Regions from separate parts of the Homo sapiens genome. Here all the other regions are linked to region 3. The links are chromatin loops, found by intact Hi-C in ENCODE. Cell type or tissue: heart left ventricle. All regions are shown on one strand. Each heading gives the region's core, and the rest is flanking DNA. Links, peaks and the distances in the headings are about the cores only. Region 1 overlaps ASIC4 (acid sensing ion channel subunit family member 4). Region 2 overlaps SPEG (striated muscle enriched protein kinase). Region 3 overlaps DNPEP-AS1 (DNPEP antisense RNA 1). Region 4 holds the start of SLC4A3 (solute carrier family 4 member 3). Region 5 overlaps SPEG (striated muscle enriched protein kinase).

Evidence for each region. A loop is a pair of places that touch in the nucleus more often than their neighbours do. Peaks named below come from ENCODE experiments on the same cell type or tissue, not always from the same donor. Only the 100,000 strongest peaks of a DNase experiment are listed, where the experiment ranks them.
Region 1: a loop joins it to region 3, with 9 times the contacts of the local background. A loop is called at or near these places in 107 of 110 quality-filtered maps.
Region 2: it touches region 3 in a loop (2.6-fold over the local background); 16 of 110 quality-filtered maps call a loop at or near these places.
Region 4: it touches region 3 in a loop (2.5-fold over the local background); 6 of 110 quality-filtered maps call a loop at or near these places.
Region 5: a loop joins it to region 3, with 2.1 times the contacts of the local background. A loop is called at or near these places in 41 of 110 quality-filtered maps.

The regions. Positions count from the first base shown.
Region 1 is chr2:219,526,372-219,532,124 of GRCh38, forward strand. It overlaps ASIC4 (acid sensing ion channel subunit family member 4), which reads left to right. Exons shown (of 10, transcript NM_018674.6): 2 at 5,387-5,531; 3 at 5,630-5,753. Among named protein-coding and RNA genes, the nearest start is that of ASIC4-AS1, 12 kb to the left of the region's middle. In heart left ventricle, for the core only: a CTCF peak has its summit at 3,986 (motif pointing left); a DNase peak (open chromatin) is centred at 3,970; H3K4me3 peaks cover 308 bases; H3K27me3 peaks cover 1,451 bases.
Region 2 is chr2:219,473,335-219,479,087 of GRCh38, forward strand. It overlaps SPEG (striated muscle enriched protein kinase), which reads left to right. Exons shown (of 41, transcript NM_005876.5): 17 at 170-293; 18 at 394-569; 19 at 3,536-3,648; 20 at 3,943-4,111; 21 at 4,355-4,451; 22 at 4,571-4,771. Among named protein-coding and RNA genes, the nearest start is that of SPEGNB, 20 kb to the right of the region's middle. RefSeq lists enhancers at 1,916-2,623, 3,331-4,038 and a silencer at 2,953-3,247. In heart left ventricle, for the core only: a CTCF peak has its summit at 3,096 (motif pointing right); DNase peaks (open chromatin) are centred at 3,110 and 4,697; H3K27ac peaks cover 1,535 bases.
Region 3 is chr2:219,400,345-219,406,097 of GRCh38, forward strand. It overlaps DNPEP-AS1 (DNPEP antisense RNA 1), which reads left to right. Exons shown (of 4, transcript NR_183823.1): 3 at 1-60; 4 at 2,245-3,288. Among named protein-coding and RNA genes, the nearest start is that of DNPEP-AS1, 15 kb to the left of the region's middle. RefSeq lists an enhancer at 2,746-2,845. In heart left ventricle, for the core only: a CTCF peak has its summit at 2,752 (motif pointing right); no DNase peak of the experiment used is centred there; H3K4me3 peaks cover 114 bases; H3K27ac peaks cover 1,535 bases; H3K27me3 peaks cover 138 bases.
Region 4 is chr2:219,624,117-219,629,828 of GRCh38, forward strand. It overlaps SLC4A3 (solute carrier family 4 member 3), which reads left to right and starts at 3,514. Exons shown (of 23, transcript NM_005070.4): 1 at 3,514-3,629; 2 at 3,784-3,927; 3 at 4,289-4,454; 4 at 5,028-5,305; 5 at 5,464-5,579. The coding sequence starts at 3,877. LOC124908064 (a long non-coding RNA gene) reads right to left here and starts at 3,894. Exons shown (of 2, transcript XR_007088701.1): 1 at 3,824-3,894. RefSeq lists enhancers at 4,017-4,719, 4,720-5,421. In heart left ventricle, for the core only: CTCF peaks have their summits at 2,545 and 3,900 (motif pointing right); a DNase peak (open chromatin) is centred at 3,784; H3K4me3 peaks cover 2,836 bases; H3K27ac peaks cover 3,877 bases; H3K27me3 peaks cover 1,205 bases.
Region 5 is chr2:219,457,301-219,463,053 of GRCh38, forward strand. It overlaps SPEG (striated muscle enriched protein kinase), which reads left to right. Exons shown (of 41, transcript NM_005876.5): 7 at 4,582-4,757; 8 at 4,998-5,086. Among named protein-coding and RNA genes, the nearest start is that of SPEG, 25 kb to the left of the region's middle. RefSeq lists a silencer at 3,382-3,562. In heart left ventricle, for the core only: CTCF peaks have their summits at 943 and 2,279 (motif pointing right); DNase peaks (open chromatin) are centred at 2,341, 3,401, 3,841, 4,081 and 1 weaker place; H3K4me3 peaks cover 1,138 bases; H3K27ac peaks cover 3,764 bases; H3K27me3 peaks cover 883 bases.

The DNA.
Region 1 (5,753 bases), core at 1,590-5,589, 130 kb after region 3:
GTCTAGGAGGAAGACAAGAGGCTGAGACTCGACAGCCAGACTAAGGGATGGATAGAGAAGAAAGCAAATAGGATAGAGAGTGCAGTGGGCAAGGGACAAAAAGGTCAGGGGGCATCCAGGACAATGGGAGAGAAAGAGGCCAAGGGGATGGACAGGTCAACAGAGGGCAGGGGCAGAGAAACAGAGTCCAAGTGGATAACTGATCAGGGGCAGGGACAGACGGGTCAGGCGGATAGAGAAGGACTCGAGAGACAGACTGAGATCAGGAAACAGAGGCTAGCGAGGCAGACAGACCCAGGCTGGGGTTCAGGCCAACACTAAAGGGGAGGTGATCAGAGAAGGACAGGCAGGTGCTGGCCAGAAGGAAGGTGGGGGAGGGGACCTGAGTGTCAGTGTACAGCACAGACATAGTCCTGTCTAGGAGCTGTCAGCCAAGGCCGGGAGGGGCTTTGGGAGGACACATGCCCCAGCTAGGGCCAGGAGCGTGGACCTGGAGCTAAGGCAGAGAGAGAGGGAGGGCCAGACCAAAGGAGGACATGGGGGTCTGAGATGGGGACACGGCCCAGAGGCTGAGAGCTGGTGATCTGGAGATAGCCCCTCTGCCATCAGGACACTCCCTGGCCCACGACCTTCCCCTTTCCGTGACCGGACCCTGGACTCTCAACTCCTTTGCATACTGCCCCCTCTTCCTGGGCCAGTCCATGGGGAGGGAGCAGTGGACAACCTGTGGGACCTTGTGGCAGAGCTGCCGTGCCGTCTCCATGGAAGAAGCTGTGGGCTGTGCTGCCACCAGAGTTCTGCCACTTAGGAGCTGATGGCTCCACCCACCCCTGCCTGCCTGGCCCAGGGACTGTCTCCTGGGCAACGCTGTGCTCTGACCAGCAGTCAGGACTGACCCGGGCTGTGCAGGTGGCCTCCTCCTGCCAGTCTGGCCAGTCCGTTCCCTGCAGAGTATCCCTGAGACCCAGACAACTTCCACCCATCTCCCTTTGTCACCCCGACTCTGCACAGCCACCTTGAGGGTTTGTGTGCCAAGGAACCACCACCCTCGCCAGCTGGGCATTCGTTCTGCCCTGTGTAGGGTGGGCTCGGTTCCATGTAGCATGTGTCTGTGTGTGTCTGTTGGAGGTACCAGGTAGGGACGCTGCCCCAGCCCCTCCGAGAGTCAGGAGCCTCCAAGAGCCATTCATTCACTGAACACCCACCAGGTGTTCTATAAGCACCTACTGTGCTTTGACCTGGGGTTCAGTTCTGTTTGAATCTCGGCTGTCATTTATTTGCTGTGTGCCCTTAGCCAAGTCACTTTCCTTCTCTGAGCTTCAGGTACCTAATCATTAAATGGGGGCAAAAATACTTAGCTCATATGGGTTTCTTGGAGACTCAAAGGAGAAAATAGATCAAAAGCACCTATCACAGGACTTGGTACAAAGTCGGGATGTTTGATAGTGTTTGCTTTCCTTCCTCCCACCTCATACCTCCTTCTGCAAATCTCGCTGGGCTCTGGGGATGCCAAGAGGGAAACAGGACTCCTGGTCACATGGAGTTCATGGTCCCATGGGTGAGGCTGAGCTTCAGAGACACCACAACGGTGCCTGGCAGTCAGGGCTCCGCCGAGGTGGTGCTGAATGCTGAGGGACATGAGTGAGGAGCTCATAACGTGGGTACCCCACGTCGCCCATGCCTTCTTTAGCCTTTCAACTGGAGCATATACGCAAAACTGGCTGTGTCAGCAAGAGCTGATTCTAGCATCTTCTTGGTTTGAAATAGGAAGAGGTTGAGTACTTTCAGATTTCTACAAATACTAATATATGCCTCCCATCAGCATTTCCCACACCACCAGGACCCAGGAATTTTGTTTTTCTGTTTTTTTGAGACAGAGTCCTGCTCTGTCACCCAGGCTGGAGTGCAGTGGCGTGATCTCAGCTCACTGCAACCTCTGCCTCCTGGGTTCAAGCGATTCTCCTATCTCAGCCCCCTGAGTAGCTGGAACTACAGGAGCCCGCCACCACACCCAGCTTATTTTTGTATTTTTAGTAGAGACGGGAGTTTCACCATATTGGCCAGGCTGGTCTCAAACTCCTGACCTTGTGATCTGCCCTCCTCAGCCTCCCAAGTGTTAGTGTTGGGATTACATGCGTGAGTCCTGGGGTCTGGACTTTTTGTTGTTGTTGTTGTTGTTGTTTTTTGAGATGGAGTCTCACTCTGTTGCCCAGGCTGGAGTGCGGTGGTGTGATCTCAGCTCACTGCAACCTCCACCTCCTGAGTTGAAGCGATTCTCCTACCTCAGCCTCCTGAGTAGCTGGGATTACAGGTGCCCACCATGACACCCAGCTAATTTTTGTATTTTTAGTAGAGATGTGGTTTCACCATGTTGGTCAGGCTGGTCTTGAACTCCTGACCTCAAGTGTTCTGCCCTCCTTGGTCTCCCAAAGTGCTGGGATTACAGGTGTGAGCCACTGCACCTGGATGGGATAGAGGAATCTTGCACCAGGCCCATTTCAGAGTTCCTCCACCTCCAGTGACTTGCGATAAGAGCACAGGTCTAGAGTCGGGCTGTCTTGCTGGGTTCTCCTCCTTTACCTAGTGCCTTTCTACTCACAGTGTGGCCCATGGACTCTCAGCCTTGTCCAGCTCCCTCCCCACATCTGTTCTACCAGACTCTGCACTTTAAAAAGATCCCCCTGATTTGTGTGCACAATAGTGTTTAAGCCCTGGGCTTGAAAATCTTGGGAAACCAGTTGAATTCTCTGAGCCTCCATTTCTTTCTCTGTAGAATGGGGAGATAATAGTACCCACCTCACAGGGTAGTTGTGAGGATTCATCCAGATAGAACATGTGAAGCGTTTAGCACAGTGCATGGGGCATACTGAGTGCTCCTGAGCTGTCCATGACACCCACTCCTGCCCCACAGATGGATACATAGCAGGGAGGAGGGCAGGGGTGATACCTGTGGGGTCAAGGACTTGAATCTGGGAGCTGGTAAAGGTGTGTGGGGGATGTTGAGGGAAGGAGAGGACTTGGGGGACAGGAAAGGAATTGAAGAGAAGCCGATATGGAGAAGAAAGGGTGAGGAAGGTACAGAGGAACGATGCAGGAGGGAACGAGGAATGGGAGAAGAGAAAGGGACGGGACTGGGGCCCATTCCTGTCTCATCTACCTGGATGGGGCTGGGGCAGGAGCTGGATCCCGAGGTAGGCTAGGCTTGGAGTGGGGGGTGCCAGCAATGGTTTGCAGGAGCAGCTGGAGCCTCGCCCCTCGATGAGGTGCACCTCTCCTTCTTCCCAGCTGTGTGACTTTGGACGTCACTTCACTTCTCTGAGCTGTGATGTCCTCATCTGAAGTAGTTGGGATAACTACACCTAGCTGGTACTGAGGGGATGTGTGCAACGGTAGACGGCACTGTGTTCTGTAAACTCAGGGTGCTTTGTTTGTGGTGCACACGTTTTTGTTTCGGGAACGGGAGGCAGGGTGGTTGGGTGGTAGAAGAACTGTGGGAGAGGGGAGGATCAGGGCTGCGACTCCCAGAGCACTGCAGCAGGGTGGTCTACTTCTCAGGCATGGGGACTTCACCCTGCCCCCTAGGAGGTCTCAGGAGGACTCTCAGTTGGTTCGCTGCCCTCCACCCAGCCTCTCTCCCTTCTGCACTCCCCCTGTGTAGCCAGGCATTCAGGATCTCTTTTTCCTTCCACACCGCTTCCTGCCATTTCTTCCAGCTTTTACCAGTGGGAAATGTTCCCAAGGAGAGGGGAGGGGGAGCGGGAGAGAGTGATTGAGTGCGCCGACCCCTTGCCCTCAGGGAAGGTGCTGCCTGTGATGGGTTTGACCCAGGGGCTCGGCTCTGTTAGGGAAGCCTGGCAGGGGGGAACTAGAACCCGCCTCTCCCTCAGCCTGTTCTCCACCCCTGCCGCTGCGCAGCTCCTGGTGGCAGCTAAATCCCCAGCGGGAGCCTGGGCTTCCATCTCCGGGGCGCCAGCGCCATCTGCTGTCCATGCAGGAGAACTCTCCGCAGAGGAAAAGGGAGCCGGGCTTCTGTGCGGCAGAGACTGCTCATTCAAGTGTCCCTTGTGCCCTGCACTGGGCCAGAGGCTGGGGACACCAGACAGGCTCCTGCTCCTGTGCGGCATACATGCTCATTGAGGGAGATGGACAATGGACAGGAGACAAGTAGATGAACAAGATCATCTCAGGTCTTGATAAGTACCTTGAGCAAACCAACAGACATGTGGATGCATGGACGGTGACACTGAATGTGGCCGTGTGATGTAGGAGTGTGACATGCTGAGGCTTCAGTGATGGGCAGCTAGCCATACCATGAGTGTGTGTGCGGGGGCATTCCAGGAGAGGGGACAACAACAACAAAAGCCCGAGGAGAAAAGGAGTCCAGGTGTCTGAACTTGTCACAGACATGTGGGGGAGGTGGTGGGAGAGGCAGGCAAGGGCCACATCACATGGGCACTTTTGGGTTAGGGAAGGAGCATGACTTCATTATGTGGGAAATGGGAAGCTATTGTTGGGTAAGTCAGTTAGTGGTTTCATTGGATCTGAGCACTGTGGACTGGGCACCATGGCTTCCGGTAGGGAGGGGCAAGGGTGGACCAAGGTGGGAGAGCAGTTAGGAGGAGATGGCAAAATGAGGGTTGCTGGAGAAGGAAGGAAAGTGGATGGATTCTAAATGTATTTCAGAAGTGGGCTGGAGGCTGGATGTGGTGGCTCATGCTTGTAATCCCAGCACTTTGGGAAGCCAAAGCAGAAGGATTGCTTGGGCCCAAGAGTTCAAGACCAGCCTGGGCAACATAGAAAGACCCTGTCTCTACAAAAATAAAATAAAAAGTAAAAAAAAAAAAATTAGCTGGGCTTGGTGGCATATGCTTGTAATCCCAGCTGCTTGTCAGGCTGAAGCAGGAGGATGGCTTGAGTCTGGAAGGTTGAGGCTGCTGTGAGCCGAGATCGTGCCACTGCACACCAGCCTGGGCAACAGAGCAAGACCATATCTCAAAAAAAAAAGAAGAGAAAGAAGTGTCCCAGGACTAGCTGTTGGCTTGGATGCAGGAGTGATGGAAGGGGAGATTTCAGAAATTCCGACTTGAGAAACTGGGTGGATATAGTGGGGTGGTTTACTAGGGTGGAGGAAAACGGTGGGGGGAAGGCAGGGTTTGGGAAGGTGTTGATGTGCTGTTGGGTTGGAGATGCTTTCTAATCATCTAAGGGAGGCCATCAGTAGAAAAGTTGGCGCTGATTGGAGAGGCTGGGCTGTACATTGCTTGCTAGGATACGGGACTGGAGTGTCCAAGCAGATCTGGTGGCCCTCAGCAGGGAGCAGGGAACTTCGGAGTTGCCTTGGCCACTCCTTTCATCTCCCCTCCTGCTCTCTCACCCCACCTCCCAGGTCTATACTCGCTATGGGAAGTGTTACACCTTCAACGCGGACCCGCGGAGCTCGCTGCCCAGCCGGGCAGGGGGCATGGGCAGTGGCCTGGAGATCATGCTGGACATCCAGCAGGAGGAGTACCTGCCCATCTGGAGGGAGACAAGTACGCAGGCCGGAAAGGGACAAGGGCCACCTTGGGGACTGGGGCCTGGGCCCTCTGCCTGGGATGGGTTTCCAAAGGTCCCCATCTCTGCTGTGCAGATGAGACGTCGTTTGAGGCAGGTATTCGGGTGCAGATCCACAGCCAGGAGGAGCCGCCCTACATCCACCAGCTGGGGTTCGGGGTGTCCCCAGGCTTCCAGACCTTTGTGTCCTGCCAGGAACA
Region 2 (5,753 bases), core at 875-4,874, 73 kb after region 3:
TGCTGCTCTCTGGCTGTGTTCCCCTGACAAATCGCTAAACCTCTCTGAGCTTCAGCTTTCCCATCTGTAAAAACGGAACTCAAGTGTTGATGAGGGGTGTTAGAGGAGTGGTGGGTGCTGAGGACCTGATGTCAAGCCCAGCACAGAGCCTGCGCTCTCCTCCTCCCAGGCCCAACCCTGGAGGAGGCCCCTGCCATGCTGGACAAACCAGACATCGTGTATGTGGTGGAGGGACAGCCTGCCAGCGTCACCGTCACATTCAACCATGTGGAGGCCCAGGTCGTCTGGAGGAGGTGGGCCCCTTTCCCACATGTGGCAGCCCAGGTCTGGCCCAGCCTGGCCGGAATGCCCTGGGGCAAGATCTGGGTGACCTCCCTGTCATGTGTCCCCTAGCTGCCGAGGGGCCCTCCTAGAGGCACGGGCCGGTGTGTACGAGCTGAGCCAGCCAGATGATGACCAGTACTGTCTTCGGATCTGCCGGGTGAGCCGCCGGGACATGGGGGCCCTCACCTGCACCGCCCGAAACCGTCACGGCACACAGACCTGCTCGGTCACATTGGAGCTGGCAGGTGGGTGACAGCGGGCCTTCTTCCTAGCCTCCCTCCAAGGCCCAAAGCTCTCTACTCACACCCCCAGGTACACAACCTGCCTGACACTGCTGCAGATCCAAACCCATGTCCTCTGGTCAGGCCTGTCCATGTCATGGCTATACAAATACCATATTAGTAATAATGACAACAATCATACTAACAAGATTTATTGGCCAGACGCGGTGGCTCACACCTGTAATCTCAGCACTTTGGGAGGCCGACACAGGTGGATTACCTGAGGTCAGGAGTTCGTGACCAGCCTCGCCAACATGGTGAAACCCCATCTCTACTAAAAATACAAAAATTAGCTGGGTGTGGCGGCAGGTGCCTGTAGTCCCAGCTACTTGGGAGGCTGAGGCAGGAGAATCACTTGAACCTGGGAGGCAGAGGTTGCAGTGAGCCGAGATTGCTCCATTGCACGCTAGCCTGGGCAACAAGAGCAAAACTCTGTCTCAAAAAAAAAAAAAAAAAAAGATGTATTGAGCCTAGTATGTGCCAGTCTCAGTACTAAGCACTTTACATGTATTGCCTCATTTAATGTTTACATCAGCCTTGTGAGTTGGGGTTGGTTATTATCCCCATTTTACAGATGAGGAGACTGAGGCCGAGGCTAAGAGTAACTGGCCCAAGTTCACAGAACCTAATAAGTACAGGAGCTGGGTTCAAGTGTGGCTGCCTGACTCCTAGCTCCTGTGTTAAACATAATAGGAAATAGTATCTCAGATATAACAAACATGGGAAGACCAAGTTGGTTTTTAAAGAAACCCATGGGCACATCTTATCACCGAACTGCCAGCCCTGAGAATCCTGGCCGCCCTTCGGCACAAGCCTGTTTGACAGAGCCTCCCAATGTTTGCAGCAGCAAGGATTCTTTTTTTTTTTTTTTTTTTTGAGACAGTCATCTCACTCTGTCACCCACACCATCTCGGCTCACTGCAACCTCCACCTCCCAGGTTCGAGTGATTCTTGTGCCTCAGGCTGCCAAGTAGCTGGGACTACAGGCTTGCACAACCACGCCCAGCAAATTTTTTGTATTTTTTAGTAGAGATGGGGTTTTGCTATGTTGGCCAGGCTGGTCTGGAACTCCTGGCCTCAAGTAATCCGTCCACCTCGGCTTCCCAAAGTGCTGAGATTATAGATGTGAGCCACCGCCTCGGGCCTTAGGATTCTTTTTATAATTTTTCCTTTAAAGATGTAGTTTCTCAAACTAGTTACTACCTAATGCATTAGGTAGTAACTGTTTGGTTTTCTAATTTGTTAATTAACTCTAGACATATGTAACCGCCACTCAGAACTCCTGATCAACATGGGCTAAACAGGGTTACCTGCTGAGTAAATACAATTCCAACCAAAAGCAAAGAAAGTGACATTTTACTTAGCACAGGCAATCTTATCATGGGTAAATGGACATTTTCTGGTGCTTTCAAAAAACCATTGAAGCTCACTTGAAACTTTCCGGTGCTTTGACCTTCATAGACTGCCCCCACCACCTCCCAGCCCATGGGGGACAGGATTCCTAGAGGCGAGGGGAGGCGTCTGTGAAGTGGAAGATAAGTGGCAATAGGGTGTGTAACAAAGAGACAGGGAACGCTTCTGGCCGTGCTGTGAAGATGGTGGGGGTGCTGGGCGCTCTTTTAAGTGTCTCCCTCCTTGCCTGCCCTGTCCCTAGCACTCTCCACTCAGTCACCACTTTACTCCTTGACAGTCCATCTTCAGGACTCACCTTTCTTCCCAGATATAGGAGGAGCCCTGAAGTTTGGGGAGCCCCTGGCCCTGAGAGCCCTGCAGCACAGCCTAGCTGGAACAGTGACCGATGGAGCCCCATTTGAGCCCAGCCAGTCAGGGCTCTGATGGGGCTGGGGCTTGCACTGACACCCCTATTCCACTAGACCCCACCCAGCCACACCCAGACAGGGCAAGTGGAGTGGTGGCCCCCCTTCCTCCACGTCAACCTCACTGCAGTGTCTTCCCCACCCCCGGGATGGCCTCCCCCGTTGTCTGTGTGCCTGTGAAGGGTGGGGGTCCACACCCGGCCGCCCTGCCTTCCCAAGTGCCTGACTCATCCTACTTCTCCTCAGTCTGAGATGCTCAAACACGCTGGGGTGGGGGGTGGGGGCTGGCGGGGGACACCTGGAAGTCACAGGCTCCTTTGCAAAGCACATTGCAATGTGTATTTAATTCCATCATGAGAATTAGAAGCTGCTTTACCAGGAAATCATATGACCATGTGATATGTATGGAGAATGAAATCACAACCACATGTGGGAGATACTGAGAGTCCATTTCTAGATGGTTTGGTTAGTATTTGGGGGTTGTTTGTTCATCTTGCCATCTCCCAGATGCTATTAATAGAAGCCCCTCTAAACATTTTTCAAAGATTCAGTGAAAAAACTTCAAGGTAGAGGCAATGCCATCCATGAGCTTAATTCAGGGTCACAGGCTGAGCCACCTGCAGGGGCCAAGTTCAGGTAGTCAGAAGCCAGCGGGTGGCCCTGTGAAGAAGGGCGGCCACCCACAGGGGGCAGCATTGGGCCACTCCTCTCCCGCGGATTCATGCAGCGAGGGGAGCGACTCAGGATGGCCAGTCCTGATTTTTCAAGAGAGGCAGGAAATCCAGATTTCTTTTGTGTGTGAAAATCTCCTAATTTCAAAGCTGCCAAATTAATACAGAAGGTCAAACAAAGCAAGCCTGCACCTTGTGCCAGGTTTCCTCAGATTTGGAGAACATCACGTTTGGATTTACGGGGCGGGGCGGGGCTTGGTCCAGGCAGGGAACTCTGTTGTCCCAGTTGGTGGGGGTGGGGGGTGGTGGCTTGCAGGGAGGCGGGGGTCTAGCGTTCTGACTGAGCCAGTCACTGATGGGGGATCTTGGGAGGGGCTGAGGAGGCAGGGTAAAGCCAGCCCCTAGCCCCTTCTCTTCCCACCCCTATCCCCATGTGTTTCAGAGGCCCCTCGGTTTGAGTCCATCATGGAGGACGTGGAGGTGGGGGCTGGGGAAACTGCTCGCTTTGCGGTGGTGGTCGAGGGAAAACCACTGCCGGACATCATGTGGTACAAGGTCAGAGTGTGCTGCTGGCTGAGCCTGGGGGAGGGAGGAGGGGCTCCCTGGGGGCGTGGGAGGGTCCTGGAAGGCCTTAGGAGGGCGGAGCCCGGGCAGAGGCGTGGTTAGGAGGAGGAAAGGGGCTGCAGAGGACTGACTAGCTGAGGGGTGCAGGGCTTTCTGTGGGAGATAAGGGAGGAGCTGACTCTGGGTCCTGGTGAGAGATGCGCTGCCCAGAGTAGGAGATGAGGCCCTGGCCCCAAGGTAGAGATGAGGCCAGGCCCAGGCTGAAGGTGAGACCCCACTCTGCAGGACGAGGTGCTGCTGACCGAGAGCAGCCATGTGAGCTTCGTGTACGAGGAGAATGAGTGCTCCCTGGTGGTGCTCAGCACGGGGGCCCAGGATGGAGGCGTCTACACCTGCACCGCCCAGAACCTGGCGGGTGAGGTCTCCTGCAAAGCAGAGTTGGCTGTGCATTCAGGTAGGCAGGAGTTCCGGAGAAAGGTAAAGCGCACACCCCCTGGAATCTGATGTGACCCTCCATGCTCTGCCCAGGAAGCAGCCAGCCCTGGACTCGAGCCACCACACCCCCAGCCCAGCACCCCGCCTTGAGCCCCCAACATTCTTGCACCTCTTCTCTCTTCTTCTTCTGTCCACCTGTCCCAGTCTCTGGCCTGCTTGCTTTCTTCCCCTCCCACCTAACACCATGACATCTCTGCCCCAGCTCAGACAGCTATGGAGGTCGAGGGGGTCGGGGAGGATGAGGACCATCGAGGAAGGAGACTCAGCGACTTTTATGACATCCACCAGGAGATCGGCAGGTGTGGGGCTAGGAGGGAAGCCAGTGGGGGCCGAGAGAGGCTGCTGGGTCTGAGGGTTGGGAGGGGTGGAGAGGGCCACAGTGATGGCTGATCTCTGACCCCCTCCCTGTGTCAACCAGGGGTGCTTTCTCCTACTTGCGGCGCATAGTGGAGCGTAGCTCCGGCCTGGAGTTTGCGGCCAAGTTCATCCCCAGCCAGGCCAAGCCAAAGGCATCAGCGCGTCGGGAGGCCCGGCTGCTGGCCAGGCTCCAGCACGACTGTGTCCTCTACTTCCATGAGGCCTTCGAGAGGCGCCGGGGACTGGTCATTGTCACCGAGCTGTATCCTGGGACAGGCTGGGGGCTAGGGGGATCCATGCCTAAATGACTGGTCCTTGTAACATCCAATAGGCAACATGTTTTACAGTTTACAAAGTAGTCCCAATTGACAATTGGGAGGGATACATCTGGAGACTTCTATGAAAACCAACAGTTTTAAGCCCATTGTTAGCTTAAATTTTCATAGCATTTAATGTGTGTGCCTGGCAGTGTTCTAAGAGTTTTACAAATATTAACCTATTTAATCCCATATATTCCTATCTCCTGGAATTTTATTATTAACTTGTATTATCCCCATTTTACAGATGAAGAGACAGGCATGGAGAGGTTAAATAACTTGCCCAAGGTCACAGAGCTAGCACATGGCCTATGCTTTTCATCATGAAATGCAGTACAATGCATCTGCATATTTGTAGTGACCCCATTTCAGATCAATACTTGGCTTTATTTAGAGGCTGTTTTCATAAGGAACAGATTTTACCCTTTCATGAAGGCTGTGGTTAAGCAAAGGCACATTGAGGTAAGGATGCTGGGTGATTGGCTCATCACCCCAGTAGCAGGGTGACCGTAACCTGCACATGAGCCTCCTGCCTGCACTGTTTGAATTCAAACCTCAGCAAAATGACAAATTATTCCATGTCATGGATCTTCTAGGTCATTCTCAAATAGAGTCAAGAAGTTCCATCCACAGTCAACAAAATTCTGCTGTAATTTGATCCCTATAAATGCTTTACAGGGTGGGCAGGAAAGGAAATGTTATTCCCATATTACTCCTGGGAGAACCTAGGCTCAGAGAAGTGAAGTGACTTGTCTGAGATCCCATAGAAAGTGGGAGTTCAAGCAGGGATGACCCACCTGTGCCCTCAGAGGACAGGAGGTGGGGAGGGGGTACACGTGGAGGAGCGGAGAGGCAGTCTCTGGCTAGTATCAAGCATTCTGTAAGGGGAAGGAGAACCCCGTGCTGAGCTGGGACCTGCCCTGAGCG
Region 3 (5,753 bases), core at 596-4,595:
GACCCTCCCTGTTTCCTTGTTCCCTGCTGTGTCCCAGTACCAAGCACAGTGTCTGATATAGTAAGTGCTCGATAAAGACTTTCTGGGGCATGAAGACATGAACGAGAGGCTTCACTCACTCTGGTCATCCATTCATTTATTCATTCGAAATGCATGCCTGGTGCATCTGTTGTGGGCCAGGCTCTTGTCCACCTGAATAACTCCCATTTCTGCCCTGAGAAAGCTGCCAGCCTGGTGGCGGGTTGCTGGAGACACATCCTTTGTGTCATGCACTCTGACAGGGGCTATCTCTGAGCTCTAACAGAGATGGGGTTGCTTGGAGGAGCACGCTGTGGCAATGACAGGCTCTTAAACCAGAGCAATGGTATCTCATCTAGCAGGATTTCCCCCGCCTGATTCAGGGAGCCCCATCTGCCCCGAGGCCTCTGCCTGTGCTGACAACCACTGCTGCTTGTTTCTGCTAATATTGCAGCAGGGTGCTTCTATAGAAGCAATCTATAAAACACCATTTACAGCCATAACTGAACCACAAAAATCAATCCCGAACGCTCACTCCCATCAACAAACATGCTTTGAGGGCCTCCTGGGTGTGGGGCACAGTTTGATGGTGCCCTGGGAGTCAGAGGGATGAGCAAAATGAGGACTCTGCCCCTGGGGGAGGAGGGGTTTCGAATCTCCCAAGGGAGACAGGCCACATGGGAATGGGATAATTACTGGACTCGGCAAAATCGTGGATGCCAAGTAGAGAATGAAGGCTCTAGAACTGTGCTGGCTAGTACAGCAGCCACCAGCTATGCAGGGCTATTGAGCCCTTGACATGTGGCTACACCTTCAAGTACCTCTCACATTGAGAAATGCTATACCTATAAAACAATGTGCCACTGGATTATGTACAAAATGTATGAAATATCTCCATTTTAAGATATTGCTTACAGGTTAAAATGATAGCATTTTGGATACATTGTTAAATATACTATCATTGCTATATTAGTAACATTAATTTCACCTGTTTTTATTACTTTTTTTTTTTTGATACAAAGTCTCGCTCTGTCACCCAGGCTGGAGTGCAGTGGCACCATCTTGGCTCACTGCAATCTTCCCCTCCTGGGTTCAAGCAATTCCCCTGCCTCAGCCTCCTGAGTAGCTGGGATTATAGGTGCCTGCCACCACGCTTGGCTAATTTTTGCATTTCTAGTAGAGATGAGGTTTCTCCATGTTGGCCAGGCTGGTCTCGAACTCCTGACCTCAAGTGATCCACCCGCCTCGGCCTCCCAAAGCGCTGGGATTACAGGCGTGAGCCACTGCGCCCGACCTGTTTTTATTACGTTTTAAAATTGCAGCTACTAGAACATTCAAAATGACATACATGGCTTCCATTGTATTTCTGTGAGACAGCACTGGTCTAGGAGTAGAGGACCCAGCAGGGCACCAATAGCCTGTGTGACTGCAGCTGCAAGAATTCTGAGGAAATGGGACAATGAGGAACCTGCAAGGGGAAACTGAAGATGGGTGTGGGGAGGACAGTTGAAAAGTTTGATCATGAAGGGAAGGAGGGAGGCGGCAGTTCCGGGAGGCCACCAGGGTCCCAGGGACAATCAGTAATAGATGTTCACCAGGTCTTCCTCTCCCTCCTGCCATCTTCCAGAAAGATAGACCCTGGGCACTTGCAGACACCCCCCCACCACCCACCCCCTGCACACCCCTGGCAGTGCTCTAGAGTGAGCCTCCTTCATTTCAGTCCTTGGCAAGGGGGAGTGAGCCAGAGATGGCATTAAGCTGCATGTGGCTGCTAAGTCATGGTAAGTAACAGCCTTGGCCAGGCCATCCATTGCAAGGTGGGTTAAAAACACATCTCTCCTCCCTGACTGCCAGCTCTGGGCTCTGGGTAAAGGGCAATGGTGGGGAAGGAGAGATCAGGGATTCTGATATAGATGCAGCTGGGAGTTTGGTCAGTGTTTGAGATCAGGGAGGATTTTTCAGAGCAGCAGTGTGGCCCAGGAGGAGGAAGTCAGTTCCCTGACCTAGCCAGAGAAAGCTCCCATTATGGACACGTTTGGTCGGGGGAAATCAGGCAGCCTGGATCTGATGTTCATTTCTCTGCCTGTGCCCTCCCCCTCAGCCACACAGAGAAGCTGTAAACACTCGAATACAAGGATTAACTCTGCGTGTGGTGTCTGGGACATTATGAACAACTCTTGGTGGCTGTGTTTGTGTCTGTGTTAAATTGATCTTTTTAACCCCCAGCACCTAGGACGTGAGGCTGCCAAGCTTGGTATTCAATAAATATTGATGGATGAAGGAACAATGGAAGAAAGGAGTGCATGGGTAAACAAATGACAAATATGTCAAAGCACGGATGCAGATTCTTAGAATGGGCTAATGCTGTTTTCTGCTGGATTTTTGGATGTGTACAAACGAGTTCTCTCACAATACAGATCCACAGTGTCTGGGTCAGAGGAGAACTGATGCTCCGCATGGCATTTTACCATCCTGCCTGCCTGCCTGGGGCCCTGGGCCCACAGGCTTTGGGGAGAGTGTATGGCCAGGCTGCAGCCTTCCTGGGATAAAGCTCTGCCTTTTAGTCTCTTATCCTACTTTTTAGAAGCCCTTTAAGGTCTTTGTTAAAGGAAATCTAATGTGAAGAATTCCAGGAGAACTGGATAAGCCTGACTATGGGTGGGCGTGACTGAATTACTTCCCGGGCTGGCTAAGGAAGGCCTCCCCCGAAGTGCATCGGAAGCCTGCAGCTTCTCCTTATGGCCACTGGAGGGCACTTGGACCATGAAATACCAGATCGTCTCGGCGTCCCAGGTCTTTGGAAATGTGTGATTCAATTCAGCAAACGTTTCAAAATCATCACTATAAAGATAGCGCTTTTGTGTTGAACATCCAATATGGCGCTAAACACCTTATATATATGTGTGCGTGTATATATGAACTTGCTTAATATTAACTACAATTGTTGTGAGTTACTTAGGCTATTTAGGAAAAAAAAATCAAGGCTTAAAGAAGTCAAAGTACTTACCCAAGATTGCTTAGCTAAATAAAATTTGGGAGTAAGGACTTGAACTCAAGCCCTTGGGCACCAACCATAAGCAATAGGTGCACACAAAGCTGAAATGAGGACTCTCTTATAAGCAGGAAGACGCACACACCACACAAATATTATTGTTCCTCAACAATTTACACATTCTGAAATTGGAAGATGACTTACAATTTGTACATTACATGGTAATGTTTCTTTTTTCCCTTGAAATGATGTTATTAAATAAATGAAGTGTCTCACAATTCATGGTGTCTTAACTTGGAGGAAATAAAGTCATAGTAATACAAGGCAGGGAAAGATAATTTTCATTTAACATTTAAATAGCACTTACTATGTCCCCAGAACTATTCAAAGCACTTTACATCAAGGAACTCAATGAATCCTCACAGGCACCCTCTGAGAAATGCATTATCACCCTCATTTACAGATGAGGAAATGGAGGCACAAGGAGGAAGGCAATTTGTCCAAGGTCACACAGTGAGGAAGAGCTGGGATCAGGGTCTCTGGTAGTCTGTTTCCAGTCTGGGCTCCAAACCACTCTGGGCTCTGAGAAGAACTTGGGAAATGAGGCTGGAGCTGGCCGTGAGAGGGAGACGGTAAGTGTTGCACTGTGGTAAGAAATGCCCTGTGGAGGTGAGGGTGTTCCAGGCAGGGGAAAAGCATGAGCAGGCCAGGCGCGGTGGCTCACGCCTGTGATCCTAGCACTTTGGGAGGCAGAGGCAGGCTGATCATCTAAGGTCAGGAGTTCGAGACCAGCCTGGCCAGCATGGCAAAACTCCGTCTCTACAAAAATATAAAAATTAGCTGGACGTGGGTGGCAGTAATCCCTACTACTAGGTAGCCTGAGGCAGGAGAATTGCTTGAACCCGGGAGGCAGAGGTTGCAGTGAGCTGAGATTGCGCCCCTGCACTCCAGCCTGGGCAATAGAGCGAGACTCCATCTTGAAAAAAAATAAGAAATGCCCTGTGAAGGTGAGGGTGTTCCAGGCACAGGAAAAGCTCAGCAAAGGCTGGGAAGCGGGAAAGCACCAGGTGAGGATTTGGGCTGGGCTTGGAAATGGGGGCTCGGGCCTCAGGCCTGGGCTACTTAGAGGCCGGGACAGCAGAACAGAGTCTTGCAGAGCCAGAGCGCCCTGGGGCCTCCTAGGGGTGGGGAAAAAGAGAGGAGTAGAATGTTGGGGCAGGAGGGTGGGGGTGCTTCAGTCCAGGGAAGAGCTGAGGCCACTCTGCCCCAGCCACTCTCCAGGGAAGGGCCATTTGGGAAGTGCAGCGTGTGCTCAGGAAATGGCCGGATTGGGTTACTGGCAAGATTAAAGGAGCTAAATCGGGCCTGGGCTTGGGAGAGGTGTCCAAGAAGGGAACTGCCCAGGACCAGCAGCTGGAAGACCAGGAGAAGCAGCCTGGGACCTAGGGGTGGGGGCAGGGATCCTAGTCCAGGCCGGAAGCCCTCTCAACACCAAAAAGCTAGAATGTGGGGTCACCAAATAAGGGCCTCCTCACTTAGACGGGGCTGGGGCTGGGGTGGAGCCCCAGAGGAGAAAAGGAGAGCTTGGGAGAAGTTGGAGCCTAGATTCAGCCCAATTCTGAGCTGGTGTCTGGAGCTCCAAGCCCTTTTCTGGCTGGGGAGTGGGGGGCACTCTTGCTTGTAGGGTGTTGGTGGGAGAGCTCACTGCACAGCACAGAGGAGCTGCTGGAAACAGCCTGGGGCCCTCCAGCGCCCTCTCAGTCCCAGCACCAGCCTGTCCGCTCCTCTCTGCCCGATCCCTCTCCCAGCCTGAGTGGCAGCACCGGCTGTGGCCCCTCCCAGCCCCAAGGGCAGGCGGTCAGTGGTCTATTCTGGTATCCAGGGTGGCTGGGGCACCTGGGAGAGGGCAGAGGGAGCACCTGCCCCATCTCTTTGAGGCCGGATGAGGTGGGGGCATTAGGAGGGCCCTTTGGGATGGTTGGGGTATACCGTTCTGACTGCTGTGGGTGGGAAGAAAGAAGGCCAGCACTCTGCTTTCAGCAAATTGTAACTCTGGGGATCTTTAGTTGGGAAGGGAAATGTATCTGGGACACTCCTGATGCGCTCTGGGAGCATCTGGCACTCACGAGCTTGGGCAGTGGGAATCCCCAGGGGCTGGCAGTGGACCCCGGAATCTTTTTGGAAACTTGAGGCCACAGATCAAGCCTGGACTTTGGTCTCAGTCCTCCTGGCAGCCTCTCCAGGACAGAGGTGTGGATGCTGCTACGCGAGGCTGCTCCCAGGCCGGTTGGGGGCAGTCTGGGGCCAGGGTGGACTGAGGGGAGCCTCTGCAGCCTGTGAGGAGCCCCGTGCCTGGCTGGCCTGTGAGTGGCATGGGGCAGAAGGGCCCCCACTGGATTCTTTATCCTTCAGATGAAAAATTTCCAGTGTCCTCCCCACCCGCCTTTCCTGTAGGCTAAAGTTCGGACTCCTCTGTCAGTGGGGCCTGACTCCCTGACAGCCTCCCCCTCCATGCCTAGACCGTTTCTGGAGGGCAAGGGTTTTGGGAAGAGGAGCAGAGCAGAATGTTAGGAGGGACTTGTCCAATGCTGGACAAGGGGCTTTTTCCATGGAGAGTCCCCGATGGGGCCGAGTTAAAAGGGGATGAGCCGAGGGCTGTGTCTGCCAAATCAATATGTGGTAAGGCCTTGGAGACCACACAGAGAAATAAGCAGGACTTCTAGGAGACACTGACTAGGGTTAA
Region 4 (5,712 bases), core at 1,713-5,712, 220 kb after region 3:
CTAATGTCTGGTGCCTGCTCATCCCATGACCTAGACTTAGAGCCCATTCCCCTGATTCTAGCAGTCAGGATGACTAGTTGGAAATAACAGCCACTTTAAGCTGGAAGGGAATTTACTAAAAAATAATGAGGATTAGAGGGTATTCTCGGGAGGAATAGAGAGCAAGGACTTAATGACCAGCTATAACATGAGAACTTCTCTGCCTTCCATGCCTGCAGAAGTCTGAGTCTCCTGTGCACAATGCTCACTTCTAAATTCAGGTCTTGCACAGGTGAGTCTGACTGGTGGAACCGAGGTCAGTATCTGTGCCCTGGCTGCAATGGTTTTCTGGCTTCTATCTTGGCAAGAGAAGACTTATGAGAAATGACCAAAATGTAAAAGTGGGTTTTCAAAGATCTGGGTGGCCACAGATGACAGATATCTGCCATACTGGTCTAGTTCCCAGCACGCTGGACCCGCAGAGTGATTTCAGGGAACAGAATCAGAGGAATCCACCCGAGGGCTTCTGGCCCATTCATGGGGAGCCCAGAGAACGGTGTGCTTTGCCTCCAAATCTGGGTGGTGTGGCGGGATGGCTCCTGCTCCTTCGGACCTAAGGGACAGGCTGTGGTGCTGCTGCATGTGCAGACAAGTGTCCTATGCTGCCAGCATGCAGGGTGGGGACATTCCTGTGAGACTGGACTGTGAGGAAGGGTGTGACAGTTGGCTACTGCTCTAAGCTGGCCTGTCGCTGGCTTCAGCCTTTGCTGTCACCTTTCCTGTCACCATTTCAGTGTCTACAGGCTGTAAGCTAGAAGCTGACACATACCCAGAGTGGCCATCCTTTGTGCATGCAAGGAGTGCTCTTTTGTCACAGAAATGAAGACCCCATCGGGAACACACTGTAGGGGACTGACAATTACAGGTGCGCCGCAGGCAGGATGTCAAAGACGAGAGCGGGCCTAATGAAAGCATGCGTTTATGTCTAATAGGATGAGTTGGTGGGTGTCAGCATCATCTTACTCCCCCCAGCCTGGAAAGAAAGAGATAAACATGGGTGTCTAAAGGCTCTTCAAGGGGAGATTTTACTCCATCATCTCAGAGGGGTGGAGGAGAGAGGAAGGTCTGTAAGGGTAGAGAACGAAGCCTCAGACTCTGGGTGGGGTGCGGGTCTCCAACTGAAAGAATGGGGGTCTGGGGCTACCAAAAGTTGAGGGCCTGTGCTCAGCATCCTCTCTGGGGTGGATGGAACCTCAGAGGGACAAGTCCTGTGACACCCTTATGGCATCTTGGTGTGCAGGATGTACATGGCCTGGTACACCAGGGGTCCCTGGTTGGCAAGACCCTTCTCAGGCTGTCTCAGTATTAAAGTAACTGCTGTCTGACTTTACAGACTAGAGGAGCGGGGCTGGGAACACAATGTCGAGGTGGATTGAAGACCAGAGCCCCTGTGCAATGCCGACCAGGAAAGGTTCCAAGGCTCTTGAGTGTCTCTAAGGACGTGAAGGCCCTACCAAAACAAAATTCAAGGTAGGGACTTGGAACCACATTGCCTGGCTCAGAGGAATAAAGAATTGGGATAGCTCTGGTTTGCTAGGGCTACTGTAACACAGTATCATAAACCCAGTGGCTTAAACAATGGAAATCTACTGTCTTACAGATCTGGAGGCTAGAAGCCAGACATCGAGGTGTCTGCAGGGCTAGGCTCTCTCTGAAGGGACTAGGGAAGGATCTGTTCCAGGCCTCTCTCCTAGCTTTGGTAGTTCCTTGGCTTGTGGCAGCATAACTCCAGTCTTCACAAAGCGTTCTCTGAATGCACGTCTCTTTGTCCAAATTTCCCCCATATATATATATACATATATTTTTTTTTTTTGAGATGGAGTCTTGCTCTGTCACCCAGGCTGGAGTGCACTGGCACGATCCCTGCTCACTGCAACCTCTGCCTCCTGGGTTCAAGCAATTCTCCTGCCTCAGCCTCCTGAGTAGCTGGGATTACAGGCGTGTGCCACCACGCCCAGCTAATTCTTAGTAGAGACAGGGTTTTACCATGTTGGCCAGGCTGGTCTCGAACTCCTGATCTCACGTGATCCACCCGCCTTGGCCTCCCAAAGTGCTGGGATTACAGGTGTGAGCCACCGCACCTGGCCAATTTCCCCTTTTCACTGGAACACCAGTCATAATGGATGAGTCCACCCTTATCTTAACATCTGCAAGAACGTTATTGCCAAATAAGGGCACACTCTGATGTACCAGGGGTTAGGACTTCAACGTATAAATTTTGGGGGACACTACTCAACTCCCAACAGCTGGGTCTCCCATTCTGAGTTTTGGGGCACAGCTGTGCTCTGCCTAGGCATAGCTGATTCCCACCCTAGGAATTCCCACCTTGGGACTCACCATGTGAGACTTAGGAGGACAGTTCATCTCTTTCAGTTAAAAATTTTGTTTGTGGCTTGGAGAGTCACTTCAATACATGGATAATGATGCCCAAACCTGTCGGCAGCCTGCTTTCCAGCTGTGACCATGGCAGGTAACGAGCCTCCCTGAGTCTCCACTGTCCTCTGCCGACCAAATGGGAATCATAACAGCTCCTCTTATTATTATGCCTGAGACGAGGCAGCCAGTCTGGAGAGGGCCAACCTAGCACAGGACTGTGAGCACACACAAGACAATGTGGGCGTCCAACAGATCCTAGCTCCCTTCCCCTTGGAAGGCTATGCACACAGAAAATCTTTCCTTGGGTTGAGCTGAGATCTAGATGAGGCCAGGGGTCAGACGCGGTGAAGTACCAAGGTCACAGGGCTGTTATGGCATCGCACTGTGTAGAAGTCCAGTTTCATTGATCTCGGGATAGGGGCCGATTGGGGTCCAGTGGCTCCTTCGAAAGACCTTTTGCCCTTGGAAAATGAGATGTGACCTCAGGGATAGGGGGAGAAGGGAGAGGAAATGTGGAAACGGAGCCACACAGTCTTAGAGTTGCATAGAACTTTGGAACACCCCTATTGCAGGCCCCTCTCGCTACAGCTGGGGAAGCTGAGGCGGGAGGAGGGGAGGTACTGTGTCAAGGTCAAACGTTGGGTGGTGCCAGGCGACAGAAGCCAGGCCTTTGAGAGGCAAGGCTGTGGTAGAAATGAAAGGGGAGGTGGTGGGTGCTTCCAGGGGTCTGTGAGCTCCGTTCCCAAGACTGGAGGGGCCTGTGTCTGCGGAGGGGGTGGCTTCCTGGGCTCTGGAGGGGAGGGGAGGCTAAAAGCAGGGTTGGGGAGCGAATCTGGGGGATTGTGGGAATATCGGGCCGCGCCCCAGCCCCCAGCGATGCGTGGGGCGCCTGGAGAAGGGGCGCACGGGCAGGTGGGGTGCTGCGGGGCCCGCGCGTGGGGGCCGCGCCGGCCGGGGCGGGGTGAGTCACGGCCCGCCCGCTCCCATTGTGCGGCCCGGCGGCGGCGGCGGCGGCGGCGGCGGCGGCGGAGGTGCGGAGCGGAGCGCGAGGAGGTGGAGCCGCGGGCTGCGGGCTCCGGCGCCTGCGTCCGCCCGGCCAGCCCGGCTCTGCGCTGCGAGAGGCCGGACGGCAGTCGCGGCTGCGCTCGGGAGAGAGCGCGGGGGACATGGGGCGCGGCGGCCCGCCTGGGCCTCGCAGGCTCCGGAGCCCCGAGGTACCGCGGGGCGGGGCACGCCGGGCAGGGCGGGGGACCCGGGCTGTCCCGGGCGTGGCTGGGCCTCGGAGGGGCGCTTGGGCCGGGAGCGTGCATCCGGCTCCCGGGTGGGGGGCGCCAGCGCAAGGAACCTGACCCCGCCCTCCTCCCCCAGGGCTCCCCGCTAGGCCCCCTCAGTGGCCCCTCCTTCTCACCTGGGTCTCGGGTCCCCTAGTGAGCGAGAGCGTCCCCAGCCGCCTACCTGGCCATGGCCAACGGAGTGATCCCGCCGCCCGGGGGCGCCTCCCCCCTACCCCAGGTGATCGGCGCGCGCGGGGGCGGGGGAGAGATGGGGGAGGAGAGGGGAGGGACCTTAGGGTGGGCAGAGGAGTCCTCTGGCCGACCCCGGGACCCCCCAGATCCAGGGATGAGCTGGGCTGGGGGTTACGGAGAAAGAGGGGGGTTTTTGATATTTTCCAGATCCGTAGCCCTCTCTCTTTACAAGCTCTGGGAGCCCAGAGAGGGTGGTTTCTGGGATGCTGACACAGGCCTGGGAGCAAGGGGAGGGGGCCCGATGGTGTGAGAGCCTGCTGAGCTCCCCCAACTAGGGCTTGGAGTTGGGGTGGGTGTGGGGCCTTCATGGGTCAGGGGTCCTTAGCAGAGGCCGTCTGGGCCTGCAGGTCCGGGTGCCCTTGGAGGAGCCCCCTCTAAGTCCAGACGTGGAGGAGGAGGACGATGACTTGGGCAAGACCTTGGCTGTGAGCAGGTTTGGGGACCTCATCAGCAAGCCCCCGGCCTGGGACCCCGAGAAGCCCAGCCGCAGCTACAGCGAGCGGGACTTTGAGTGTGGGTAGCCTGGGGACCCCTAGTGCGGCCGCCCTCGCCACCATCACCTTCATCGCCACCATCACCGCGCTCACCTCCGGCTTGGTCACCCAGTGCCATCCTGTGCCGGACACTGTGCTGGACTCTGTGCTGGGCCACATGCCGTGTTCAGTCATCCTGCCTCCCCCACCCATCGCCTGTCCGCCTGCCTGGGGAGGTGGGCCCCAGACCAGGGGAGATCTAGGGAGCTGGGCCTGGGCCCTTCCACGGTGACCTTCCCCTTCCCCTTCGTCCCCACTCACTCCCTCCTTGTCCCACCTCGGCTAGTCCAACTCCGCCTTTCCCCTCCTTGCTGTATCACGTCTCCCCTCCCAGCCCCCTTCATGACCTTCCCTGTCCATCCACCCTCTCCTCCCACTCCACCAGACCTCATCAATGACAGGCACGTGGACACAGGTGTTGGGGGGTCATGGCCCTGGAGGAAGGACTAGGGTGCCCTTGTTTGCGGCCTTGAGCTGGAAGGTGTGTGCCCTCGGGTGGGGAGGGCCCCTGTTTCTGCTGTGGGGGCCTCAACCGGATCTCCTGCACCCCCAGTTCACCGGCACACATCCCACCACACCCACCACCCGCTCTCAGCGCGCCTGCCTCCACCCCACAAGCTGCGGCGGCTGCCCCCCACCTCTGCCCGGCACACCAGGAGAAAGAGGAAGAAGGAGAAAACCTCTGCTCCTCCCTCCGAGGGGACCCCTCCCATCCAGGAGGAGGGGGGAGCTGGAGTGGATGAGGAAGAGGAGGAAGAGGAGGAAGAGGAAGGAGAATCTGAGGCAGAACCTGTGGAGCCCCCCCACTCAGGGACCCCACAGAAGGCAAAGGTAGGGGCTTCCCTTTGGAGGGGTGGCAGGTCAGGGGTCAGGGAGGGGTACAGAGAGGAGGAGAGGAGTGCGTGTTGGGGGCCTGTGTGAGGCTGGGTAGGGTTGGGGGCTGTATGGTAGGTCGGGGCAAGGCCCCAGGGCACATTCTATGTCTGCAGTTCTCCATTGGAAGTGACGAGGATGACAGTCCAGGCCTCCCTGGGAGGGCTGCTGTCACCAAGCCCCTGCCCTCGGTGGGCCCACACACTGACAAGAGCCCCCAGCACTCCAGCAGGTACTGGCTGCAGCCTCTACTCAGCAGGGCCCAGCCCAGAGCCACAGGGTCCAGAGCTCCTGGCAGTCACCTCCTTCCTGACCCTGGGGAGTGTCCCCAGCTCTGACCCTGAGAAAAGAGGAGCAGGGTGTGG
Region 5 (5,753 bases), core at 600-4,599, 57 kb after region 3:
GACTGGGTGCCGTGGCTCACACCTGTAATCCTAGCACTTTGGGAGGCCAAGGCAGGTGGAACACTTGAGACCAGGAGTTTGAGACCAGCCTGGCCAACATAATGAAACCCCGTCTCTACTAAGAATACAAAAATTAGCCAGGTGTGGTTGTGGGAGCCTGTAATCCCAGCTACTGAGGGAGGCCGAGCCAGGAGAATCGCTTGAACTTCGGAGGTGGAGGTTGCAGTGAGCTGAGATTACACCAGTGCTTTCCAGCCTGGATGACAGACTGAGACTGTCTCAAAACAAAAGCAAAAACAAACAAACAAAAGAATTGTAAAGAGTCCGCCTTGCCTACAGAGTAAAGGCTGCACACCTTTGTGTGGCCTCTACCATCTGCACCCATAGGGCAAAAGGAGCCAGAGGCCTGAGGCTGGCCCTCGGGTGGCAGTGGGAGGCACCTGCTTGAACAGTGGATGCTCCACTCCTTACTTCTTTACCCAGTTTATAGACAGACAGTTGAGCTATAGTCCTCTGCACACATGGCTTTTGCTTCAAACTTTTCCGCATGCACTTTCCTCTGCCTGGAATACTTTTCCCTTTTTCCTGCAAACTGCAATTCCAATACTGCCTCTTCCTTCAGTTCTCTCTTTTTCCCTGGGCCAAAAGTCATCTCCCGCCTTCTATACTCCCACGCCCCTTACCTGCTGCTCTCTTGCTACCTCATACTTCCTGCTTGCTCTTGTAGTCACTTGTGTATCTGGTTTGTCTTCCCCACCACCCAGAAGGCTCCTGAGGACATGACCATGTCTTTGCCACTCCTTAGCACTGGCAGCTGTGCCTGGGGGCCCTCCTGGACAGTTAGGGGCTGTGTGGACTGCAGAGCTGTATGTGAGGTGGCAGTGAGTAGGCAGAGAGCCCCATGACTTTTCAAGCCCTTGAGCAACGTGGGTGACACACAGAGGTGAGGCTAGGCATGACACCCAGCCACAAGGGTCATGAGGCTCTGCCTATGAGGGGAGCTTGGCAAAGAGACCATGGAGCGGTGGTCCTCAGAGTGAGGCCCCCAGACCAGCAGCATCAGCATCACCTGAGTATGTGTTAGAAATGCAGTTTCTTTTTTTTTTTTTCCCAATAAGCGTTTTGCACTCTTAAGAAATGCAGATTATTGGCCCCAGCCCCGACCTACTGAATCGGAAATTCCGTGGGTGGGGCCCAGCACTCTATGGTCTAAGGAGCCCTCCAGGTGATTCCGATGCACAGAAAACCTTGAGAACCACTGCCATAGAGTTAGAGATTGTGCCCAAGATGGGAGACCAGGTCATGCCAGGGGAAGCACATGGGCTGTGTAGCCAAACCTCCTAGGTTCAAAGCTCTGCTCTGAGGTTGAATGGCCCAGTGAAGGGGGCTTAGTGATACCACCTCTTAGGGCTGTCCTCCTCCCATAAAGATCAGCAGTGGTCCCTAAGCTTTCATGTGCCTAAGAGTCATCTGGGGTGCTTTTTAAAATGCAGTTTCCTGACATCTCATTTCAGAAAATCTAATTCTGCAGGCTGGAGTAAGGTTGAGGAATCTATATTTTAAATAAGCCCGAGGTGGTCCTGATGTGAGTAGGTCAAGTAACATTCTGAGAAGCCCTGAAGCAAAGGGCTGTGTGCGACACCTTTTATGTACTAGATAATTCGCAGTGGTGGCTGCAACTCTGTCTATTGTGAGAACACATCAGGGGACGCTGAAACAGTTGGGGTCGGTGGATGTGCTGGTCTGAGGAGAGGGAGTTCCCTGTGTGCTTCCTAACGCCAGTATTTTCATCAAATGAGTTTGACCTGAGAGTGATGTTGAAAGGGCAGACATGAGCATGGGGTCAGCGTGGGGGATTGGGAGCCAGTGTGAAGGGGCGGTACTTCCGTGGTGGGTTGTTCGGGGCCATTGAGTGTATGTGCCTATTAGGTTTAGGGGGGCACCTGCCCCCTCCTTCCTGGCTGGTGTAACTGTGTTTGCCACAGTGAGAGTTGGGCTTGTGGGTGCAGCAGGGCTGGGATGTCAGGGACTGGTTCCAAAGATGGTTTTTGCTATGTGGCCAGGGAAAAAACTAGGTGGCACCGGATTCTGGTATGGAGCCTCAGGAATCCTCGATCAGCTTCCTTGGTCACTCACTTTTGGAGGTATGGAGGGGCAGAGGCTACTGCCTTGTCTGGAAGAGGCCTGGGCTGCTCTGACAGTCTGTCTCTCCAAGGGGCTTGAGGATGGGGGTCTGCTTCATGGCTAGATGCCCTCCAGCATGCTGTTCCCCTGGGCACCACCAGGGGTCTCTGAGGCTCCCTGCAAACCTTGACCATCTGGCCTTCAGCTCTGCTTCCGTTCCCAGTCCCTGGGCCCGTGAGCCTCCTCAGTACTGTCCAGCCTGGAGGTGACCCTGGGGCAGGACTCCAGGCTCCATAGAGGGGTAGGACCGCCCACCTGCGGAGCCATGCCTGTGATCTCAGCATCAAATGCCTTAAGCACCAAATGCCATTCTGACTTCCCTCCCCAACCCTACCTCAAGACAGCCAGCCTGAACCGTGGGCCCCTCCTCTGCCCGGCCCCCAGCCCTCCTTCCTTACTGGCCATGCTGGGAAACACAGGTCATGGCTTGGGAATGTGGCCCCGGGTTGCGGGGTGAGGTGATAGGAAGAGGGAGAAGGACATGTGACCCCTGCTCAACAGCCCCCTTCTCTCAGGTTCTGTGTCCAAACCCTTTCCCCATCCCAGATACAAATGGGTTCTCATGATAAGGGGCCATTTGGGGGAGGCAGCCCCCGCTGTCCTCTTTAGCGGGGCTAAGGTGGGTGGCGGGCAAGTTGCCAACAGGTGCCCTGGCGGTTTGGGTAGGAAGGCTGGATGTGGGCTTAGGCCCTGTGGTGGCTGCTGGCCAGACCTTCCATGGCAGGGATGAGGGGGCAGAGGTGGGATTCTGGGCCCCCTCAGATTCTTCCCCCACCTCTGTGAAGGAGGGCAAAGATCTTGACAGTTCTCCGATTTTCGGGGCCAAAGAAAACAGGTATGCCCTGGCTCTGTAGTATTTGAGGCTCGTTAGCGCATTCCCCGGTCAGGGATCTTGGTGGTTCCGTCAGAGCAAGGGGCAACACAGGGAACATTTCCCACGGGCACCTTCTTTGGTGGACGTGTCAGAACAAATGGGTCAGGGCAAGTGTCCCTATTGGCACAGCGCAGTGCCACCCCTCCCCTGTCTTGCTCGGGGACGGAGGCCCCACACCTTGAGTCAAGGCACCGCAGAGCGGGCTTTGCTCTTGTCAGGGTCTGAAGCTGTAAGGAGAAGAAAGGCAGATCCCGCGGCTTGGGAGTGAGCAGAGTGGCTAAATCCAGACGGCCGCGCTCCGCCCTCCCTCCCCTCTCCCCTCTCCTCCCCCTCCACACCAGGGCCCAGGCTGCCTGTGGTCTCGGCAGGCACCACCTTCCTAGCCAGCTGCCTGCCGGCCTGCCATCCAACCTCCTCCTTCCCCTCCTCAGGCGCCTTCCCCTCCCCCAGGGCCTTCTCCGTGCAGGGCCTCAGCTGGGTCAGCCGAGTGAGTGGGGCTGGGCAGGCTGGACAGGCTGGGCTCCTGCTCCCTGGGGAGCCACGCTGGGGTGGGCAGTGGGCAGGCAGCAGGAGGGCCTGGTGCCAGGGCAGAGCCTTCAGGACAGGCACAGGCTGGGGTCTGTGTGCAGAGCCTCGGGGTGAGTTGGGGTACAGCCCTGCTGGGGGCTTGGGGTGGGGGGACCCTGGGGAGAACCTAGGGGGCTGTGGCAGTTTCATGTCTGTATTTGGCAGTCGGATAGGAGCCAGCTCAGCGAGACTGGGACCCTGGCCAGTTGCAGGGGAGGGCGTCAGGGCCCTGGGGACACCCCTCCCCCAAGGCTGACTCTGGTGCCCCCCTCCTCTTCCCCCAGGCTGAGCTGCCCTTTTTGGTGGATGACTCCAGCTCTGCTTTCCTATCCCTCGAGCGTTTGGGGGTGCAAGCTGTAGGGCTGTGGCCAACAGGTGCCCCTGGGGTTTGCACGGCAGGAAGCTGAGAAGGGAAAGGGGGAGGGGCAGGCTAGATAGTGCCGCCTCATTGGCCCTGGACCGAGGTCGGGATGTGACTTGTCTGCGGTGTGTGTTCCTCTGCACCAGGCCCAGCTCACCCAAGAAATGGGCGTCCTAGCCATGCTGCTCCAGGGTTCCATAGACCTGCTTCCCCTGCTTTTGGAGCCTGCAGTTGGTAGTTTAGGTCTCTAGTCCATGTCAGGAATGTGGGTGCCCTGCTCCAGTGGAATTCTCCCACCAGGCCCAGGAGTGGCCCCTCTGCTGCCCGAACCCTTTGCCCCAGGCCTTTCCCTATGGTGTCCCCTCCTGGGAGGATCAGCAGGGTCGGTGTTGGCAGAGCCAGTGGCAGAGGAGGTTCCAGGGGCTCAGGGAGGGGAAGAAGCTGGGCGAGGTCGCAGGAGCCTGGGGGTGAAGTCAGGGCAGGGCCGGCCTGCGGGGAGCTGCCGCAACTCCTGGGCTCTGGGCGACATTCCAGCCAGCTCTCCCAGGCTCTCTGCTCGCCTTCCTCCCTGGTAGCTATCTCTGTCTCTCTCCAGGTGGGTCTACATCCCCTTTCAGCAGCCCCATCACCTCCGACGAGGAATACCTGAGCCCCCCAGAGGAGTTCCCAGAGCCTGGGGAGACCTGGCCGCGAACCCCCACCATGAAGCCCAGTCCCAGCCAGAACCGCCGTTCTTCTGACACTGGCTCCAAGGCACCCCCCACCTTCAAGGTCAGACCCCTGAGGCTGGGGCCTAGCCTCCTGTGTGCCCCCGTTCCTTTGGGTGCCCCCTTGTTCTTGGGGCCATGCCTAGGCAACATCAAGACCTGGAACTTTGCTCCCATTCAAACCCTCTTACCCAGAGCCAGTCTCAGCCTGGCTGTGGAAGAGTCCTCCGTCTCAGATTCCACAGCCCCCAGGACCCAAGGCTCTGCCCTGTCTTCCCCTGACACTTTGGGGTACCCCCTTCAGGTCTCACTTATGGACCAGTCAGTAAGAGAAGGCCAAGATGTCATCATGAGCATCCGCGTGCAGGGGGAGCCCAAGCCTGTGGTCTCCTGGTGAGTAGCCGCACTTTCCACCACCCACCAGCGACTCTATGCCAGGCCTGGCTCTGGGAGGTCTGGCTTTGGGTGGAAGGAAATGGAATCTTGGTGGGCTTCCCCATGATCTGCCTCAGGGGCCTCATCTCAGGGACAGCAGTGTACTCCCCCCGGCACCCTGTCCCTTGCCCCATGTTCCAGGCTTATTTAGGGCTTCCCCTTCTGGGGAGGGGTTTGGGTCTCATGTCTGTCCATTTGGGATAAATGACTGGGTGCGGTGGCTCACGCCTGTAATCCCAGCATTTTGAGAGGTGAGGCGAATGGATCACTTGAGGCCAGGAGTTTGAGACCAGCCTGGCCAGCATGGCGAAGCCCTGTCTCTACTAAAAATACAAAAAAATTAGCCAGATGTGGTGGTGCATGCTTGTAATCCCAGCTACTTGGGAGGCTGAGGCAAGAAGATTACTTGACCCTGGGAGGTGGAAGCTGTAGTGAGCTGAGATCACACCATTGCACTCCAGCCTGGGTGACAGAGTGAGACCCTGTCTCAAAAATAAAAATACCCCCTTCCCAAAATTAGCAAGGAGCAAGACATTTCAGAGGCCAAGGAAGGAGGATTGCTTGAGCCAAGGAGTTGAAGACCAGCTTGGGCAACATAGTGAGACTCTGTCTCTACAAAAACTTT